Linked DNA regions of Homo sapiens: region 1 is linked to region 2. A link is a loop called in an ENCODE intact Hi-C map of the cell type or tissue named here. Cell type or tissue: heart left ventricle. All regions are shown on one strand. Links, peaks and the distances in the headings refer to the core of each region. The heading gives the core; the rest is flanking DNA. Region 1 has its middle 25 kb from the start of GABARAPL2. Region 2 overlaps CHST6 (carbohydrate sulfotransferase 6).

The links. A loop is a pair of places that touch in the nucleus more often than their neighbours do. Peaks named below come from ENCODE experiments on the same cell type or tissue, not always from the same donor. Only the 100,000 strongest peaks of a DNase experiment are listed, where the experiment ranks them.
Region 1: a loop joins it to region 2, with 2.3 times the contacts of the local background. A loop is called at or near these places in 6 of 110 quality-filtered maps.

The regions. Positions count from the first base shown.
Region 1 is chr16:75,590,210-75,593,126 of GRCh38, forward strand. No RefSeq gene overlaps it. Among named protein-coding and RNA genes, the nearest start is that of GABARAPL2, 25 kb to the left of the region's middle. RefSeq lists an enhancer at 2,884-2,917. In heart left ventricle, for the core only: a CTCF peak has its summit at 1,471; a DNase peak (open chromatin) is centred at 1,152; H3K27ac peaks cover 1,983 bases.
Region 2 is chr16:75,470,862-75,473,778 of GRCh38, forward strand. It overlaps CHST6 (carbohydrate sulfotransferase 6), which reads right to left. Exons shown (of 3, transcript NM_021615.5): 3 at 1,191-2,917. Among named protein-coding and RNA genes, the nearest start is that of TMEM170A, 7.6 kb to the left of the region's middle. RefSeq lists an enhancer at 788-1,430. In heart left ventricle, for the core only: a CTCF peak has its summit at 1,096 (motif pointing right); no DNase peak of the experiment used is centred there.

The DNA.
Region 1 (2,917 bases), core at 236-2,735, 120 kb after region 2:
AGCATCCTAAATGCGAGGATCTAATTTGGTAGGACAGATGAGAAGTTATAAGTAGAGGTTACATACTTTCCCCACATACACATAGAAGTTAGTGGCAGAACTGGTACTAGGACACAATTGCTTGAGTATCTAGGCCCAGTTTTATTCTACTACACAAAGTAATAAGGGCTATGTTTTTGTTTTTTTGCATTTTAAATTTGAGGTATAATTACGTAAAGTACACGAACATTAACGTGTAGACTTAATTTCGACAAATGTTTACACCAATATAATCAACGCTCCAATCAAAACACAGGATGTTTCCATCTCCCAGAGGGTGCTCCTGTGCCTCTTTCTAACTCAACCGCCTGCTCCCCATCCCCCACCACATCAGGCAATAACCACTCATCTGACATCTATCCCTTTTGATTCATTTTGGGTCCCCAGTTTTAAGAAATAAAAATTGAATTCAAACAACTTTGCCTGAAGCCCTTAAATCTTTACAGAATTTTCCTACCACTTTTGGACCATAGGTATAAAGATTTGTTTTGGATTCATCTGGATGGTGTTACAGCAAGTCAGTCTCAGCCCCAGTACAGACACGTTTAAGTTTAAAAGGATTCACATTTATAGGATGTGAAGGTCAACAATTCTTCAATATGGGGTATTAAAAAAACTACTCTTTCTGGAAAATAAATGTACTTTGTCTAAAATATCTGCCTCCTTGGCTGTTTCTGTATTCAACCATTCCTTCGGGATAGCCGCCTATGGGAAGAGCTGCTTGAGCTCTTGAAAGTAAGCACTTAGATACTAAGTATTTTTCCAGTTGGAAGCTGTCTCCTGGTTTCAATAGCTTTTCTGCTGCGGTGGGACTCATTTTAACAGCTCCTCTGGCTTTCCCAGACACCATCTCAGGAGGCAGTGGCAGTTGAAAAGATAACACTGTCCTAAGCCATTTAACTAGCCAGCAAGGGAAGTGGGTTTTAGGAGCTGGAAAATTTTGGCTAAGGCTTGCTCAGAACACTGTCTTAAATCCAAAAAGTCTTGCCAAGGTCCAGGTGGAGGCAGCTTTCCCCCAGCCACAGACACTACCAAATCAGACAGGGCTTGCATTTCTTCCGACCAGAGGCACTGGCAGCCAGGGTTGGTCATTATCTCCATAGCAGCCTTGTTTCCCCAGACAGTGAGCTCATGCTTGGCGCTGATCAACTCCATAAAACAAGGCGTTTAACCCTATGCAGAAATGACTACATGAAACCTATACAATTATTTAAATCAAGCCAAGTTTTGAAAATTATGAAGAAAATACAAATTATGCAACACAGTCATAACATTAGAACCCACTTATGGGCACAGAATAAACAGCAATGCTGAAAGTTTAAACTTCCCTGAAAGAGCCAAATTCCAGAAGACAGTAATTCTGCGGAATTCAGCTGCCTAAAGCAGCTTGTGAGGTTCCTCTTCCCTATGCAACATTGCCTCTACGTGTTTTCTGGTGTTAATGCAGTTTAAGATAGAGAAATCTTTTTCCACTAATTTTTATTTCATTTAAAAAATTTATTTAAAAAATATAATTAACATGGTTCAAAATTTTAAAAGGGTAAAACCAAACACAGCATATTCTCACTCATAGGTGGGAACTGAACAATGAGAACACATGGACACAGGAAGGGGAACATCACACTCTGGGGCCTGTTGTGGGGTGGGGGGAGGGGGGAGGGATAGCATTGGGAGATATACCTAATGCTAGATGACGAGTTAGTGGGTGCAGCGCACCAGCATGGCACATGTATACATATGTAACTAACCTGCACAATGTGCACATGTACCCTAAAACTTAAAGTATAATAATTAAAAAAAAAATTTTTTTTAAAAGGTATTCAGTAAAAAGTCTCCCTCCCACTCCTTGGACCCCAGCCATCCTTTTTCCTGTTCGATGACTGGTTTCTTGTAAGTCGATTCAGAGATACTTTAGTATATACAAGCTAAACAGTTACATATCTTTCATGCCTTTTTTTTTTTTGAAACGGAGTTTTGCTCTTGTTGCCCAGCCTGGAGTGCAATGGCCTGATCTTGGCTCACCACAACCTCCGCCTCTCGGGTTCAAGCGATTCTCCTGACAGCCTCCCGAGTAGCTGGGATTATAGGCATGCACCACTACGCCCGGCTAATTTTTAATTTTTAGTAGAGACGAGGTTTCTCCATGTTGGCCAGGCTGCTCCTGAACTCCCAACCTCAGGTGATCCGCCTGCCTCAGTCTCCCAAAGTGCTGGGATTACAGGCATGAGCCACTGCGCCCGGCCTCTTTCATGCTTTTTTAATATAAATGGCATGGTTGTAATGCTGTTCTGTGCTTTGCTTTCTTTGGATTCACTGTATTTAGAAACAGAACTTAGAAGATATATTTAAATCAAGCAAAATTATATGTTTATTTAATCTTTGACCCAACAATCCCACTTCTAAGACTATCCAAAAGATACAGTGGCAAAAATACAAATTGTTGTATATATGATATGGATTTATGACTACTGCTAGAGTGAAGAAAAAACCAGGGAGGGGACAAGGATGAAAGACCTCTCTGAGTGTACCTTTCTTCAAAGAAAACTAGTTCTAGCCAGGTGTGGTAGCTCATGCCTGTAATCCTAGCACTCTGGGAGGCCAAGATGGGAGGATCGTTTGAGGCCAGGAATTAAAGACCAATCTGGCCATCATAGTGAGACCCCGTCTCTATTTTTTAAAAAACAAACAAGGGGGCCGGGCGCAGTGGCTCACGCCTGTAATCCCAGCACTTTGGGAGGCCGAGGCGGGCGGATCATGAGGTCAGGAGATCGAGACCATCCTGGCTAACACGGTGAAACACCGTCTCTACTAAAAATACAAAAAATTAGCTGGGCATGGTGGTGGGCGCCTGTAGTCCCAGCTACTCAGGAGGCTGAGG
Region 2 (2,917 bases), core at 118-2,617:
CAACCTCCGCCTCCCGGGTTCAAGCAATTCTCCTGCCTCAGCCTCCTGAGTAGCTGGGACTACAGGTGCATGCCACGATGCCCAGCTAATTTTTATATTTTTAGTAGAGACTGGGTTTCACCATATGGGTCAGGCTGGTCTTGAACTCCTGACCTCAGGTGATCCACCTGCCTCGGCCTCACTAAGGGCTGAGATTAGAGGTGTGAACCACTGCACCCAGCCTAGGGCAGGGGTTTTTGCTTTTTGTCTGTTTTTGGTCCTGCTGTATCTCCAGCTCCTATAATAGCCCAGTGCCTGGTTGGTGCTCAACCCATAATGTGTGTTGAATGAATGAGTGGAGTTCTTGAGGACTGGGAGCAGAATAACACAAGACTTGCAGGACAGGCCAGGTTTTCTGGTCTTACTCCCAAAGGAGAAAATGCTCGATTGGCTGGAATGAATTGCCATCTTGGAAAAATGGATAGTAGGCCAATCCTTTCCATTTCATCAAGACTTTAGCTCTGGTTCTTTCGTTTTTTGTTTGTTTGAGACAGAGTCTCGCTCTATTACCCAGGCTGGAGTGCAGTGGGGCGATCTTGGCTCACTGCAACCTCTACCTCCTGGGTTCAAGCAATTCTCATGCCTCAGCCTCCCAAGTAGCTGGAATTTCAGGCACATACCACCACGCTTGGCTACGTTTTTGTATTTTTTTTAGTAGGGACAGGGTTTCGCCAAGTTGCCCAGGCTGGTCTCGAACTCCTGAGCTCACGCAATCTGCCCACCTTGGCCTCCCAAATTGCTAGCATTACAGCTGCACCCAGCCTAGCTCTGGTTCTTAAGGAACATGGTCTGAATAGAGTCATTCACAGAATAAGGATTTGCACTGTGAGAGGATATTTAAATTGTAAGAGAATCTGCTGGGGGCAGGTGGTGCTTAAATCTAAATCCATTAACTTGTGAAGGTAGTCGGGATAACCCACTGGACCTCAGCATAGGGGTCACTCGACCTAAAGAAATTGCTCGCCTGATCCACTGGTGTGGAGTGGGCCTGTGGGTGAGGGACAGATTCCAGCCCATGGTGGTTTCAGTGTGTGATGAGTGAGATCATTCAGTAGAGGGCGCTGGGAGAACTGATGACTCGCACCGATCAGGAATATTGCATGCAATTTAGATCCAAGCGTAAAACACTAGACTACTAAAGTACTGGAAGCAAGCGTGAAGACCATTTTTATCACTGTAGCAGGACAAAGTCGTTTCAACAAGACATAAAATCCACTGGCCATAAGGAAAGGATTCACATTCAACAATATGATAAACTAGGTGAAACTTTTTGAAATTTGATTGTGATGAGGTGGTGATTTGATTTCACAGGTATATACAAATGTTTAATCAAACTTTACACTTTATGTGCAGATGTTGTATATCAATTATAGCTCAATGAAGCTTCTTTTTTTTTAAGAAGCCTGAGGGGAAAATGCCATAAAGTAAGTTAACAAAACAACAACAACAAAAAACAGATGACAAGCTAGGAGAAACCATTTGCACAACAAAAATAACAAAGCATATTCAAAAGAGGCTGTGGTAAGTCAACAGCAACATGGGCACAGCCTTGAACAATGAAAAAGGAATACAGTTGAGTCATAAGCATGAAAAGATGTTCAGCTGCCCCAGGAATTAAAGAAGTGCAGACTGAAACATCAAGTAACATTTTTCACCCATCAGGTAGGCAAAAATTAAAACCATTGATTTAACCCTGTAGAGGTGATGGGGCAGTTGTGGCAGTGGTGGGGCGCAGTCTGTAGGAGTGGGTGACAAAGGCACATCAAAGACAAAGCTAGGGGACACAGGGTCTGTGGTGGCCATGAGGAGTTGATACAGTGTTGATGTGGATAATATATCTTCTTGATGCAAAATAACAAAAATAAGGCCCACCATTGATTCCCCAACAGCCTCTTGATAGGTGGGTTCTCTGACCTATTCCAGGCAACACTGTTTCTATGCACCCATCAGCCCATCTAGTGCTTTGATTGCCCCTTCTGAGCTCCCACAGCCAGAGCAGAGGCAGCAAGCGTGCCTGCCCCTAATTGTGGGTGACTGCTGGGCCTAGACACTTCTAGCTGCATCACAGGGCCTACAGGTAAGGGGAGACACTAATTACAGCCCTACCAGCAGGGAGGGAGCCTGGACCCTGGTGGAAATTGGAAGCTGCAGGTGCCAGGAGCCCTCCGTTCTCAAGTGTATCGGTTAGGCAATGCTACGTAACAAACCACCACAACACTCAAATGACTGAAACACAATAAGCACTTTTATTGCTCCTAAAGTCTTCGACTTGGCCGCAGTGCTGGGCTCAGCTGGCCTCGCTCATATGTCTTTATAGCTACTCTTCTCAAGTGGTGGACTCAGTTTCCCCACCTCTGAATCTGGGTGAGCCCTGGGACTCCCTTTGGCCAGTAGAAGGTAGCCGAAGTGGCTGCGTGCGGATCAGCTGGAGCTGGCTGGTCTAGGATGGCCTGGTTTGGGACCCCTGAACTCTCCTTCTCATGGTCTCTGCTTGTCCAGCAGGCTGGCCTGGGCTTTCTCCCGGGCAGAGGCGGAGGTCCGAAGCAAAGGAGCAGCACGCAGGTTCTCTTCAGGTGGAGGAAAGCAGAGGCGTCAGCTCAGACTATGCCTTTTTCACATAAAAAATGATTTTCAGCTGAAGGCAATTAAGAAGCAGAAAGTGCAGGAAAAGTTCAGGTTTCCCTCCCCTTTTCTGCCTAAAGGCACGATATAAACTCTCCATCACTGGACACAACCCTTGACTCAGAGGTGGTACCAGAGGCTGCTGCAGACAAATCCTGTTGCATCAGCTTCCTCTCGGATATTTACCATCCCATAGTTTACCACCTTTGGAAGCCTAAAACTGTTGTCCTTGGTCATCCTATCTCTACAAATTTAT